Regions from separate parts of the Homo sapiens genome. Here all the other regions are linked to region 1. A link is an interaction called in ENCODE POLR2A ChIA-PET data of the cell type or tissue named here. Cell type or tissue: MCF 10A. All regions are shown on one strand.

Evidence for each region. ChIA-PET counts read pairs that join two places held together with the same protein. Peaks named below come from ENCODE experiments on the same cell type or tissue, not always from the same donor. Only the 100,000 strongest peaks of a DNase experiment are listed, where the experiment ranks them.
Region 2: POLR2A ChIA-PET joins it to region 1 with 5 read pairs; 5 of 35 experiments call an interaction of 5 or more read pairs at or near these places.
Region 3: POLR2A ChIA-PET joins it to region 1 with 6 read pairs; 2 of 35 experiments call an interaction of 5 or more read pairs at or near these places.

Annotation. Positions count from the first base shown.
Region 1 is chr17:28,377,332-28,382,331 of GRCh38, forward strand. SARM1 (sterile alpha and TIR motif containing 1) reads left to right here. Exons shown (of 9, transcript NM_015077.4): 2 at 3,872-4,490. Among named protein-coding and RNA genes, the nearest start is that of SARM1, 8.1 kb to the left of the region's middle. RefSeq lists a silencer at 2,725-2,925. In MCF 10A, no CTCF peak of the experiment used is centred here; a DNase peak (open chromatin) is centred at 3,020.
Region 2 is chr17:28,459,964-28,464,963 of GRCh38, forward strand. No RefSeq gene overlaps it. Among named protein-coding and RNA genes, the nearest start is that of SLC13A2, 11 kb to the right of the region's middle. In MCF 10A, no CTCF peak of the experiment used is centred here; no DNase peak of the experiment used is centred here.
Region 3 is chr17:28,592,187-28,597,186 of GRCh38, forward strand. SPAG5 (sperm associated antigen 5) reads right to left here. Exons shown (of 24, transcript NM_006461.4): 3 at 1-880. Among named protein-coding and RNA genes, the nearest start is that of SPAG5, 4.3 kb to the right of the region's middle. In MCF 10A, no CTCF peak of the experiment used is centred here; no DNase peak of the experiment used is centred here.

The sequences.
Region 1 (5,000 bases):
GTATTCCCAGCGCTTTGGGAGGCCGAAGTGGGAGGATTGTTTGAGCCCAGGAGTTTGAGACCAGCCTGGGCAATATAATGGGATCCTGTCTCTACAAAGTAAAAGAAAACAAAACAAAAAAAATCAGCCAGACATGGTGGTACATGCCTGTAGTCCCAGCTACTCAGGTGGCTGAGTTGGGAGGATGAATTTAACCTAGGTGGCCAAGGCTGCAGTGAGCTGTGAGCTTATGGCATGTTCCGGACTCAGGTAGGTTCTGCAGTGGACACAAAATCACATGCACTATGGTCACTGTGGTGCCCTTTGGGCAAGGACTCCATTGCTGGCTAGGCCTCTACCTCTTTGGCAGTAATGTCACCTGTGGAGGACATCACTTTTTTTTTTTAGACGGAGTCTCACTGTGTCACCCAGGCTGGAGAGCAGTGGTATAACCTCGGCTCACTGCAACCTCTGCCTCCTGGGTTCAAGTGTTTCTCCTATCTCAGCCTCCTGAGTAGCTGGGATTACAAGCGCACACCACTACACCTGGCTAATTTTTGTAATTTTAGTAGAGATGGGGTTTCACCATGTTGGCCAGGCTGGTCTTGAACTCCTGACCTCAAGTGATCCTCCTGCCTCAGCCTCCCAAAGTGCTGGGATTACAGGCATGAGCCACTGCGCCCGGCCATCTGTGGAAGACATCATTTGTGGAGGTCAGTAAGGCAGGAAGCCTGAACCTCTACCAGGATGTGGCAACTCTCCCACCTGCTCAGCAGGCCTCCAAGTTCTCTCTGTTGGATCTGTCCTCTCCACCACAGCCAGAGTGAATTTTCTAAAACCCAAATATGGCCAGGCCACTCCCCTCCCTGAGAGTTTTCAGTGGCTTCTCTTTGACATCAAGATAAACTACAAATGCCTTGAGGTGCCTCAAAAGGTCCCCAGGTCCGATCTCTTTTCACACTCTCCCCTTGAATCTTCTGCCTCAGCCATGGAAGTGTGGGCAGCTCCCCAAGTGCACCAGCTCTCCAACACCTCCAACTCTTTGCATATACCTGTGCCTGAAATGCAACTGAAATGCAATCTCTCCTTCTCCTCCTGACTAATGCCCACACTATTCTCTTGCCCTAACTCCATAAGGAACCATTCAGTATATCTAATGTGTATCTTTCTATCTGTGTTCTGCTAAAATCTTTAAATCTTTATTCTTGGTCTTGTGTGCATGTATTTTTAATGTATATTAATAGTGCTGTGTCATATAGCACATTCTATTTCTTACTTTTTCCCACTCAGTGTTGGGTTTTATTGGTTTTTTTGTTTTTGTTTTTGTTTTTTGTTTTTTGGGTTTTTTGTTTGTTTGTTTGTTTTGAGACAGGGTCTTGCTCTGATGCCCAGGCTGGAGTGCAGTGGCCCAATCATGACTCGCTGTAGCCTCAACCTACTGGGCTCAAACTATCATCCTGCCTCAGCCTCTCAGGTAGCTGGGACTACAGGCCTGTGCCACCATACATGGCTAATTTTTTTGATTTTGTAGAGACAGGGTTTTGCTATGTTGCCCAGGCTATGTTGTCCAGGTTCGTGTTGCTGTGTTATCACCTGCTCAGTCACTTGGACCTCCCTGCAAATCCTACAGAGTAGGCACCTGCCCATGTTACCTGACTCTCCCCAAGCTTGATACTGATTGCCTCCAACTTCCTCACACTACAAATGACACTGCAGTGAACATCCTTGTCTAAGTGCTTTTCTCTATCTATATGACAATCTCTTTGGGAGAGGTTGCCTGTATTGTTCAGCTTCTGATTTTGCCCATCTAACAGGTGTAAAGTGGTAGCTGGTTTTCTGTTTGCTTGTTTTCTGCCAGTGAACATTTTATTCAAGGTATGTGTGTGGAGAGTGGTCAGGGACAAAGGAGAGTGGGAATGGCCTTTGAAATAAAATAAAATGATTTAGGTGAAGAAACTCTAGGAAAGGGTAATTTTCTCCATTTAGATCTTTTTTTTTTTTTTTTTTTTTTTTTTTTTGAGACGGAGTCTCGCTCTGTTGCCCAGGCTGGAGTGCAGTGGTGCCATCTTGGCTCACTGCAAGCTCCGCCTCCTGGGTTCACACCAGTTTCCTGCCTCAGCCTCCTGAGCAGCTAGGACTACAGGCACCCGCCACCACGCCCGGCTAATTTTTTGTATTTTTAGTAGGGACAGGGTTTCACCATGTTAGCCAGGATGGTCTCGAGCTCCTGACCTTGTCATCCACCCGCCTCGGCCTCCCAAAGTGCTGGGATTACAGGCGTGAGCCACCGCACCCGGCCTAGATCATTTTAAGAAAGAAAATGACAGATAAGGTTTCTGGTCTATGGAACTAACAAACAAGTAGACTATTAATATAATATCAGATATTAAATGCCCTGAAGACAATAAAATAAGGTAATGAGTTAGAAAGTGATGGGGAAAAGCCTTTAGATTGGATGATTGGAAGGAAGTAACATTTGAGCAGACATTGGAATGACGAACCATGAAGCGGATTTTGTTGAAGAACATTTCAGGTAGCGATAGCTATTGTTTTAATTTTCATTTCTCTGATTACTAATGAGTTAGAGCATCTCTTTATCTGGTTTTTCAAATTTTGGATTTCCTCTTGTCAATTGCCTGTTTATGTCCTTTGCCCATTTTCTTTTGAATTTGTTGCCTTTTTCTTCTTGATTTGAATATTTGCTGATATATTCTACATATAAACCCCTCATTGATTTTTTTCTTTTCTTTTTTTTTTTTTTCTGTCTCTCTCTCTCTTTTTTTTTTTTTTCTTTTGACACAGGGTCTCACTTTGTTGTCCAGGATGGTCTCAAGTGAGCCTCCCACCTTGGCCTCCATGTGCCAGGCATTGTGCCAAGCATTCTACAGGCATGAGCCACCTTGCCCAGCCTGGTTTTATATTTTCCCTTTTTGGTTTTAGACATCGCAATACCTCTGGCATTCTTTCTATTCCTCAAACACGTCAGCTCCTCTGCCCTCAGGCCTTCATCCTTGCTCCTCTCTCTGCCTGTTATGCTCCTCCCAGATATTTGCACACAGGGATTTCTTCACATTAAGCTTAGATGTCACCTCTTCCCACATACCCCTCCTCCAGGCACACGCCATTACATCATCCTGTTTTGCTAGCGCCAAGGCCCTATCACTACGATCTGGTTCACTCATTGTTTTCTTGTCTATGTCTTCCTCCATCGCCCTGAGGATAAGCTCTGGCCAGTCTCTGTTAAACCTCAGCCCCTAGTGCAGTGGCTGGCACAGGGGACGTCCTCAGGAAGCATCTGTTGAATGAATGAATAGATATGCCCCGGTCATGGGCCATGGAGTGAGGAAAAGGCAAGGCTAAGAGTGGTGTGCTTCAAGTGACACTTCAAATTAGGACAAGTTAATATTTGTTGAGTTTTTACCATGTGCCAGGCATTGTGCCAAGCACTCTATAAGGCTTATCTCATTAGTCCTGATAATAATCCTATGAGGCAGGTATTTCTATTTTCTATTTATGAGATAAGGAAAGCAAGGTAGAGAGATAAAGGAAGCTGCCCAAAGGTCTCCTTTATCCCAGTTAGAAAACGGGCTGAGAAGAAACCAGGACCCAGGGGATCTGCTCCTGAGCTGAGGCTCTTAGCCACCACACATACTGCCTCTCAAGGGGAGGAGGGAGGGGGAGAACGGCTATGGCCAGAATAGAGCACCCTTAGAATCCGAGAAGTGGGGTCCTCCCAGGGGAGGAGATGAGGGTGGGGAGCAGGGAGGGGAATGCTCTCCCCTATATGAGGCCGGTGAGGCCCAGAGAGGGTTAGTGACCAGGCCCCAAACGGGCAAGCCAAGCTCCCCAAGCTGCGGCAATTCCACTGTCCCCTTCCACTTTCACTGGGCAGAGACCGCGTGGCGCGCATTGGGCTGGGCGTGATCCTGAACCTGGCGAAGGAACGCGAACCCGTAGAGCTGGCGCGGAGCGTGGCAGGCATCTTGGAGCACATGTTCAAGCATTCGGAGGAGACATGCCAGAGGCTGGTGGCGGCCGGCGGCCTGGACGCGGTGCTGTATTGGTGCCGCCGCACGGACCCCGCGCTGCTGCGCCACTGCGCGCTGGCGCTGGGCAACTGCGCGCTGCACGGGGGCCAGGCGGTGCAGCGACGCATGGTAGAGAAGCGCGCAGCCGAGTGGCTCTTCCCGCTCGCCTTCTCCAAGGAGGACGAGCTGCTTCGGCTGCACGCCTGCCTCGCAGTAGCGGTGTTGGCGACTAACAAGGAGGTGGAGCGCGAGGTGGAGCGCTCGGGCACGCTGGCGCTCGTGGAGCCGCTTGTGGCCTCGCTGGACCCTGGCCGCTTCGCCCGCTGTCTGGTGGACGCCAGCGACACAAGCCAGGGCCGCGGGCCCGACGACCTGCAGCGCCTCGTGCCGTTGCTCGACTCTAACCGCTTGGAGGCGCAGTGCATCGGGGCTTTCTACCTCTGCGCCGAGGCTGCCATCAAGAGCCTGCAAGGCAAGACCAAGGTGGGTGCAGATGTGGGGTTGGGTGGATCAGGGGTTAGAGAGCCTTTGGGAAGGTTTCCCAGAGGAAGTCACATTCAACCGGGTCTTGAAATACACATCAGAATTAGATGAAGCAAGACAAAGGAGGAGCGGGCCAGTCATTTTGGCGTTGAAGGCAAACCCGAAGTTTGGACTTGGTTTTGGGGGCAAGAGGAAGACACTAAGAAGCTTTTAAGCAAGGGGACACTTGTGTTTTACAAAGATCATCCTAGCTGCTGTGTGGAAAGGGGCTTGGCAAGGGTGAGGACGGAGGCAAGGCAACCCAATAAAAAACTATGACTTGCAGGGGTGGGCGTTGGGGGAAGGGGGAGACAGCGATGCCAGTGGCAGAGAGCAGATTCAAGAGATGTTTAAGAGATGGAGTTAGCACTTGGTGGCTGGGAGAAGGAGAAAGAGGAGCTGAGGATGACTCCTGGCCCTGAACATAGGCAATGAATAAAGTGAACTGGGTGAGAGACAAGTGGAAGTGGG
Region 2 (5,000 bases), 83 kb after region 1:
GTAATCCCAGCTACTCAGGAGGCTGAGACAGGAAAACCGCTTGGACCTGGGAAGCAGAAGTTGCAGTGGGCCAGAATCCTGCCTGTACTCCAGTCTTGGCAACAGAGCGAAACTCTGCCTCCAAAAATAAAAATAAAATTAGGATAGTTACTGTTTTGTTTTTGTTTTTATTTTTTGTTTCATTTTTTATTTTTTGAGATAGTCACTGTTAAATTGCTTCCAGAAAGGTCATACAAATTTATAGTACCACTCAAAAGTTAGCCCATTTCCCCCTGCAATCACCAATTCTTTAAATTTTTTTCTAATCTGTTAGGCAAATAATGCTTTATTCGACTATTGCTGACATTCAGTAGCTTTTTTAGGTTTATTGGTCATTTAATGTCTTCTGCAGATTGCTTGTTCAAATCCTTTTTTCTTTGTTTTTTTTTTTTTGAGTCGGAGTCTGGCTCTTTCGCCCAGGCTGGAGTGCAGTGGCACAATCTCGGCTCACTGCAAGCTCCGCCTCCCGGGTTCACACCATTCTCTTGCCTCAGCCTCCCGAGTAGCTGGGACTATAGGCGCCCGCCACCACCCCCTGCTAATTTTTTGTATTTTTAGCAGAGATGGCGTTTCACTGTGTTAGCCAGGATGGTCTCGATCTCCTGACCTCGTGATCCGCCTGCCTCGGCCTCCCAAAGTGCTGGGATTACAGGCGTGAGCCACCGCGCCCAGCCTCAAATCCTTTTTCCTATTGGACTTTCAGCCATTTTCTTAGTGATTTGTAGGAGTTTTTCATATTTTATATATACTTTGCTTTGGCTCTTCCACATATTTTTCTTCCCAGCAAGTTCGTGTCTCAACTTTGTTTAAGAGTCTTTAGTCTTAGAGAAGTATAAAATATTTGTTATTAGGTACAGTTTAAGTCTTGCATTTCAGTTTGTTTACTTCTTTGTTTCAAAAAGGACTTTCAGGGCCTATGAGACTACACAAGATGAATAAGTTCAGGCAAGGGCAGACTAAAGGTGGAATATAAAGATGTGGCCCCAAGATAACTTAAAAGCCACAAACGCCTCCAATCTGGGCGGCACAAGTTCATGCTTGGTCAGGAGGGTTGATGCCTTTGTTCAGGGCACCCTGATTGGGGCTGGCACTGTAGCAGCGGCTTGGAGATACTGCTCACCTGTTAGGTGCGTAGCTGGGCTGCCCGGTCCCACCCATCCCTGGCCATGCCCCCACCCCACCCTCAAGCTGCGCCTGGGCTGGGAATCCTGTGGTGGCCCATGCCTCCTACATGTGACGCCCATGCCTCCTGCGTGTGGCTCTGAGAAATGACATCGCGTTCCAGGCAACAGTTTGTCCCAGGGCCTGTATATTGTTTGGTGGTTTTGGTTTTTGTTTTTCTGTGACCGAGTTTTGCTCTTGTTGCCCAGGCTGGAGTGTGATGGAGCTATCTCGGCTCACTGTAACCTCTGCCTCCCAGGTTCAAGCAATTCTCCTGCTTCAGCCTCCCAAGCAGCTGGGATTACAGGCACACACCACCATGCCCGGCTAAATTTTTCTATTTTCAGTAGAGACGGGGTTTCACCATGTTGGCCAGGCTGACACGGCTCCCAGTTTGGCTTACTTTACCAAAGACCCACTTTCCCAATCTCTAGCTGCTACTAAGACCTTAAACATCTCCTAGGATAAGAGTTATGACACAGGGCTCCAATGAACTCTTTTGGTTTTCTGTTTTGTTTTGTTTTTTGAGACGGAGTCTTACTCTGTCACCCAGGCTGGAGTGCAATGGCTCTGTCTCAGCTCACTGCAACCTCTGCCTCCCAGGTTCAAGCGATTCTCCTACCTCAGCCTCCCGAGTAGATGGGATTACAGGCGCCTGCCACCACACCCGGCTAATTTTTTATTTCTTTGGTATTTTTAGTAGAGGTGGGGTTTCATCCTGTTGGCCAGGCTGGTCTCTAAGGCTGGTCTCGAACTCCTGATGTCAGGTGATCCACCCACTTCAGCCTCCCAAACTGCTGGGATTACAAGCGTGAGCCACCACGACTGGCCCAATGAACTCATTTAAAGGAAGAAAGCTGAGAGGAGAAATAGAGAACTTCTGCCTCTCTGTGCCTCCAACTCCAAATAGGTCTTCGGCTGCAGGTAGAATTTTAACAACCCAAGAGGCTCTTTGGAAGGCTGGCTCTTAGAGGATTGGGGGAATCCAGATTTTTTGTGTGGGGGCCGGGGGAATCCAGATTTGAATGAGGTACTTCTTTGATCAGTGAAGCTGGGTTAGGTGTTGTTAAATATCCCATGACCCACTAAATATGGATCCCAACACTTAGCATGGTCTTTAACTGCATATTTATTTTTGTCATTATTTAATAGTCTGTCTCCCTCACCAAACCATAAACTCCCCTAGGTTTGTCCCCATTGCCCAGCATAGTGCCTGACACCCTAACACATAGTTAAGAGCTCAGTAAATGTGTTTTGTTTGTTTGTCTTTTCGGGGTTATTTTTGAGACAGAGTCTTGTTCTGTCTCCCAGGCTGGAGCAAAGTGGCACAATCTTAGCTCACTGCAACCTCCGCTTCCCAGATTCAAGCAATTCTCCTGTCTCAGCCTCCCAAATAGCTGGGACTACAGGTGTGCACCACCATGCCCAGCTAATTTCTGTATTTTTGGTAGAGACAGGGTTTCACCATGTTGGCCAGGCTGGTCTCAAACTCCTGATCTCAAGTGATCCACCTGCCTCGGCCTTCCAAAGTGCTGGGATTACAGGCATAGGCCAACACACCTGGCCACTCAGAAAATGTTTGTTTAGCAAATGATGGTTGAATGGATACATTCTGCTCACCAGAGATTTTGATAGACTCTCACTCAATGATAAAGCCCAGTAACTAAATAGCACCAGGAGCACACCTGTAATTGAACAAAGTTAGGTTTCTTGACTTGCTGCAGTGAAGGAGCATACACCGTGGGGGACTGCGGGATGTCTTAGTAAGAGGCAGTGAGGATGGGCTTGTTTGGAATTGTGCTGGGTGATTTTGGAGGGTATTTAAGGAAGCAAGAGTTTGTTCTGGGTTGAGCACTGTCGGGAAGCAAGGGCAATTTGATCATTGGGCATCTTAATAATTTTTATCTAGGAGGTAGGAGGGTCCAAGCAGGGCTAGAGTTGTCGTCGGTTAAAAAAAAAAAAAGAAAGAAAATGGTAGTCACTCATGTTTGCCAAGGGAGAAGGATGCTTGGTCATTTTGAGTGTCATAGTGTCCTTGATCTTGCCTTGTTCTATCATGGTCACAGAGAAGCCTCATCTGATGTCAATATTCTGTGATATTTTGTCATGTTCAGCAAAGAACATGACAGCCTAGCTGTTGGTTGCCAGGCCAGTAGGGTGACCACCCCAGTTTACCTGGGACCAAGGGCTTACCCAGGATGCAGGACTTTCAGTGCTAAAACTGGGAGAGTCCTGGGAAACCGAGGACAGTTGGTTACCCTATGGGCCAATTGCAAGCTGTCAGGATTTTTTTCTCTCTCATTAGGTATAATGATATTAACACTTCATATGGTACTTGTCAAATGCTCCCCCAGTCACTGAAATACACAGTATATGTGTAGACGGAAACATTTTTTTTTTTGAGATAGAGTCTTGTCCTGTCACCCAGGCTGGAGTGCAGTGGCACGACCTCAACTCACTGCAACCTACACCTCCTGGGTTCAAGCAATTCTCCTTCCTCAGCCTCCCGAGTAGCTGGGATTACAGGCATGCCCACCATGCCCAGCTCATTTTTGTAATTTTAGTAGAGACGGGGTTTCACTGTGTTGCCCACGCTGGTCATAAACTGAAGTATGCTAACACACGCATGCATGAGTCCAGGATACACACTAACTTTCATAAATCCATTCACACAAACACACATACTACAAACAAATACATATGCACCATACATATGTACATATATATATCACAAACCCTACGTACATATACATACATGTACCTAAACACTCATACGAATGGCCCCAAAATAAGTATACATTTAGGCCATTGGAGAGATAGGGGAGACTACCCCAGGTAGTAAACCCAGAGGGGACCATTAAGTGGGCCTGTCTGATTGATACTGGGATTAGAAAGGAAAGTTGAGGCAGATTATGGAGGAAGGACTTTGAATTGCAAACAAAAAGATGTTGTGATGTCATGGAAAAAGCCCTGGAATTGGAATTGAATGATCCTGAGATTATATCACAGCTCTGCAACTTACTAGCTGTGTGACCTAGGTCAGTTGGCTTAACCTTTCTGTGCTTCAGTTTTCCTATCCATAAAACAGGATGTTGCAGGGATGTAACTAAGTTCTAGAATGTTGTAGGTGCTTAATCACAAGCCACAACTGTTGTTAGTGTGAAGCATATGTGGAGGCTAAAGGTATTTTAATGGAGCCTTGACCTCCCTAAAGTAGTGTTTCAGTGGAGAAAGAAGTACCTTTTTTTTTTTGTTTTTTGAGTCAGAGTCTCACTCTGTTGCCCAGGCTAGAGTGCTGGTGGTACGATCTCGGCTCACTGCAACCTCCACCTCCCAGGTTCAAGTAGTTCTCCTGCCTCAGCCTCCTGAGTAGCTGGGATTACAGGCATGTGTCACCATGCCCAGCTAATTTTTTTGTATTTTTAGCAGAGACGGGGTTTCACCATGTTGGCCTGGCTGGTCTCGAACTCCTGGCCTCAAGTGAGCCTCCCGTTTCAGCCTCCCAAAGTGCTGGGATTATAGGTGTGAGTCACCATGCCTGGACTAAGAAATACCTTTACATACACCATCATCATCCCATTTGAGGCCAAGAGACCAAAGCCCAAAGAAGGTAAAAGTATTGGCCCTAGGATTGGGTATGGAAGCTGCTGGCATTGCAAGGGGTGTCTAGGAGGAGATGTGAGTCCAGCCAGGGCTAGGAAGGCTTGCTCAGCAGGGACTCTGCCGACCCTGAGCCAGGGAGCTGTTGTGCAGAATTCCTGAGGAATATGAGATTTTATTTGCATGTTATGCAAAACAGG
Region 3 (5,000 bases), 210 kb after region 1:
AGGTATTTACACCTTTTTCCAGCCAGGCCAGTGGGGACATCCAAGACTCTGTATCAGAGCCAAGAATCCTACCAACATCTTCTACTGCTGGGCCTGGAGCTTCTTGGGATTCCATTTCTACTAGATTTGGTGTCAGGCATGTGGACAGAATATCTTCCACACTTGAGACAAGTGCTTGATCTTCTGTTTCAGACTCCTTAGGATGTGTGGGAAACCTCATTTCTCTTTCCTCCATAGCTCCATGCTCTACAATTTCCTCCTCTGGGTCCACATGATTGACACGGAAATCTGCTGCCAAGGCAGTTGAAGGGGAAAGCCAGAGAACAGAGGAAGGCAAGAAGGCGTTACTTTCAGAAGGTACTAAGTCCTCACGCACAGCCTCAGTTCTACTGCTCAGGCTTTCCTTGGAGCAATGTAGTTGTTCAGAACAGGGATTTGGTGGAGACTCCTCTAAGAGATGGGACGGAGATTCCTGAAAGATAGGTTTCTCAGATACAGCAGCAACTTCTGAAAACCTGTCTCCCATGCAGGGTGCCACCTCCTCTCTCACCAGATCGTCTGTTCTCAAAGGTCCATTTAAAGATATGCTGTTTGTCTCTGCCATGGTATCTAAACGGGCCTCAAATATCATGTCTTGTTGCTGCCCCAGTGGAGATGGTACAAGGACGATGGTTTTAACCATATAATTGCCCAGTGGGTCTACTGCTTCCTCAGACGTTTTAGGAGTAGAGCTAATTTGGGGAATTGGATCTAGAGGCTGCTCATCTGATTCATGCTGACAAGTTTCTAGCCACTTTGAGGAATGACTGAAATGTTCTGAAGATAAGTCTGTCCTCTTGTTATTTACAAAATCCACTGGAGATGAGTTGTTGCTGCCTTCCTGCCAAAGGAAACAAAAGTAGTTGTCTAAGGCAGTCAATTCAGTTCCCGACATACAATTACAGGTGCAAGATAGTGCACTCAAAAAAGAAAAGAATTCTTACTACCTCTGCTTAGGTAAGAACTTGGCTAATCTTTGTTGCTCATATAGAGACCCAATAGTAGGGAAAGAAAAGCTGCTAAGCCATTTTGGGTCCTTCCAAGTGAACCAGCCTACATTATAAACAGGCTGAGAATATAGATCCATATCGTGGGCAGATGGTAGCTTGAAAGTGACCCCACTCATCTCCATTCTGAACTCTAACGCACTTCTAGATGAACAGATAGGAGGGGTCCATAGGGTGTGAGTGAAGGCTTAAGCTCTGTCAGAATCTAGAGTTGGTACAAGTTCTTCTCCCTCTCGGCTGGGCGCAGTGGCTCACGCCTGTAATCTCAGCATTTGGGAGGCCACAAGCAGGTGGATCGCTTGAGTTCAAACCTCATCTCTACTAAAAATACAAACATTAGCCGGGCATGGTGGTGCTGATGTGTGCCTGTAGTCCCAGCTACTCAGGAAGCTGAGGTGGGAGGATCACTGAAGCTCAGGGGGCAGAGGTTGCAGTGAGCCAAAATCGTGCCACTGCACTCCAGCCTGGGTGACAGAGCAAAACCCTGTCTCAAAAAAAAATAAATAAATAAATAAAAAAGGTAGACCCTAACAAAACAGAGCTGCTGGAAGACACAGATGATAATCTGAACAACAACAAAAAAAACGAGTACTTAAGCTTTAACTACAACATAAATACACACACAAAGACATTTTAGAAATAATAAATATTATTTTAAATAAAAAATGTCAGTAAAATGAATTGAAAGAGTAAATTATTAGAGTTGAAACTAGAATTACTGGCCTGGACAAGTGGAAGAAATATCTTAAAGCAAAGATAAAAATATAAAGAAATGTAAATCTGAAGAAAAAGCTAAGAGAATTAGAAGATAAACCCAGGATACCTAACAGTTAAATAAAAGAAATTCCAGAAGAGAACATATATACATGAGGCGCTGATTAACAAATATTAGAAGAAAACTACCCTAATGAAAGACCTGAGTTTGCACATTAAAATGGCTCACCAGTTTCTAAGCAGGACTGACTAGAAAAGATACATGCTAGACACATAATTATAAAATTTCTGTGCTACAATGAAGAAAAAACTATTCTGGAAGCTTTAGATAGAAAGTCCAATTATTTATTAAAAAAATAATCAAACAGACCGGGCGCAGTGGCTCACGCCTGTAATCCCAGCACTTTGGGAGGCTGAGGCGGGCGGATCACGAGGTCAGGAGATCGAGACCATCCTGGCTAACACGATGAAACCCCGTCTCTACTAAAAATACAAAAAATTAGCTGGCTGTGGTGGCGGGCACCTGTAGTCCCAGCTATTTGGGAGGCTGAGGCAGGAGAATGGCGTGAACCCGGGAGGTGGAGCTTGCAGTGAGCCAAGATCGTGACACTGCACTCCAGCCTGGGCAACAGAGCGAGACTCCGTCTCAAAAAATAATAATAATAATAATCAAACATATGAAATTTCTCATTTATATTAGTGGATGAAACAAAACCAAGGTTAGGTTAAAAAGGGCTTCTGATATTCTGGTACTGTCCTACTTACTGACCTGGGTATTAGTTACATGGATGTGTACTTTATAGTAATTTGTTATGCTGTTATGTTTTATTGTAATTTCATGTATCTTACTTTAATTTTGAAATTATTAAAAGGTATGATGGCTCACACCTGTAGTCCCAGCTATTCAGGAGGCTGAGGTGGGAGGACTGCTAGAGCTCAGGAGTTCAAGGTTGCAATAAGCCAAGATCACACCACTGCACTCTAGCCTGGGTAACAGAGCAAGACCCTGTCTCAAAAAAAAAAATAAAAAAGACAGGGCATGGTGGCTTACACCTGTAATCCCAGCACTTTGGGAGGCTGAGGCGGTCAGATCACAAGGTCAGGAGTTCGAGTGCAGCTGGGCCAACATGGTGAAACCCCATCTCTACTCAAAATACAAAAATTAGCTGGGCATGGTGGCGGGTGCCTGTAGTCCCAGCTACTCGGGAGGCTGAGGCAGGAGAATCGCTTGAATCTGGGAAGCAGAGGTTGCAGTGAGCCAAGATCGCGGCACTGCACTCCAATCTGGGCGATACAACAAGACTCCTTCTCAAAAAAAAAAAAAAAAAGACAATATAAAGATGAGTGTGTGTGTGTGTGTGTGCATATATACAAAATAGACACACATAAAGAGATGTATGAAAGAACTGTCAAATATGACATTTATCTAAGATACCAGAAATATTTCTTCCTTATACATTTATATATTCAAATGCTTCAAACAATTAATATCTATTAATAATCAAAAATTTACAAAACAGGCCAGGTGCAGTGGCCCACGCCTGTAATCCCAGCACTTTGGGAGGCCAAGGAGGGTGGATCACTTGAGGTCAAGAGTTTGAGACCAGCCTGGCCAATGTGGTGAAACCCCGCCTCTACTAAAAATACAAAAAATTAGCCAGGCATGGTGGCACGCGCCTGTAATCCCAGCTACTGGGGAGGCTGAAGCAGGAGAATTGCTTGAACCCGGGAAGCAGAGGTTGCAGTGAGCCGAGATCACACCACTGCACTCTAGCCTGGATGAAGGAGTGAGATCCTGTCTCAAAAAAAAAAAATTAGGCCGGGCGCGGTGGCTCACGCCCGTAATCCCAGCACTTTGGGAGGCTGAGGCAGGCAGATCACGAGGTCAGGAGTTCAAGACCAGCCTGACCCCCAACATGGTGAAACCCTGTCTCTACTAAAAATACAAAAATTACCTGGGCGTAGTGATACATGCCTGTAATCCCAGCTACTCAGGAGGCTGAGGCAAGAGAATTGCATGAACCTGGGAGGCGGAGGTTGCAGTGACCCTAGATGGCACCACTGCACTCCAGCCTGGGTGACAGAGCAAGACTCCGTCTCAAAAAAAAAATCTGCCAGGCGTGGTGGCACACACCGTAATCCCAGCTACTTGGGAGGGTGAGGCAGGAAAATTGCTTGAATCCGGGAGGCAGAGGTTGCAGTGAGCCAAGATTGTGCCACTGCACTCCAGCCTGGGCAACAGAGTGAGACTCTCAAAAAAAAAAAAATTTTTACAAAACAAAAATAATTGCTATTTTATTGGGGAAAAACCCTTTTCATTGTGTAGCTGACTGCATCTGGAGGTAGTAAGCCCAGCAGTTAAGAGGGAAGGAGAATTCGATTTCAATCTAGTATTCTGCTATTGTGATTAAATAATTATGGTTAAATTCTATAAGTTCAGGCTGGGCGCCATAGCTCACACCTGTAATCCCAGCACTTTGGGAGGCTGAGGTGGGCGGATCACCTGAGGTCAGGAATTCGAGACAAGCCTGGCCAATATGGCGAAACCCCGTCTCTATTAAAAATACAAAAATTAGCCAGGCATGGTGGCACGTGCCTATAATCCCAGCTACTAGGGAGGCTGAGGCAGGAGGATCGCTTGAACCCAGGAGGCAGAGGTTGCAACGAGCCAAGATCGTGCCATTGCACTCCAGCCTAGGGAACAAGAGCAAAACTGCATCTCAAAATTAATTAATTAATTAATAATCATAATAAATTCTATAAGCTCTATAGAGCTAATTTCCACCTAGTACTTATTTATTTTTCATCTTAAGCTGTACTGTCTAATATGATAGCCACTAGCCACATGTAGCTATTGAAATTAAAATTAAAAATTCAGGCCGGGCACAGTGGCTCACGCCTATAATCCCAGCACTTTGGAAGGCGGAGGCGGGCAGATCACCTGAGGTCAGGAGTTCGAGACCAGCCTGACCAACATGGAGAAACCCGTCTTTACTGAAAATACAAAAATTAGCTGGGTGTGGTGGCACATGCCGGAGGCTGAGACAGAAGAATCGCTTGAACCCGGGAGGCAGAGGTTGCGGTGAGCCGAGATCGCGCCATTGGACTCCAACCTGGGCAACAAGAGCGAAACTCCATCTCAAAAAAAAATTAATTAAATTAAATTAAATTAAATATTCAATTATTCAGGCCAGGCACAGTGGCTCACACCTGTAATCCCAGCACTTTGGGAGGCCGAGG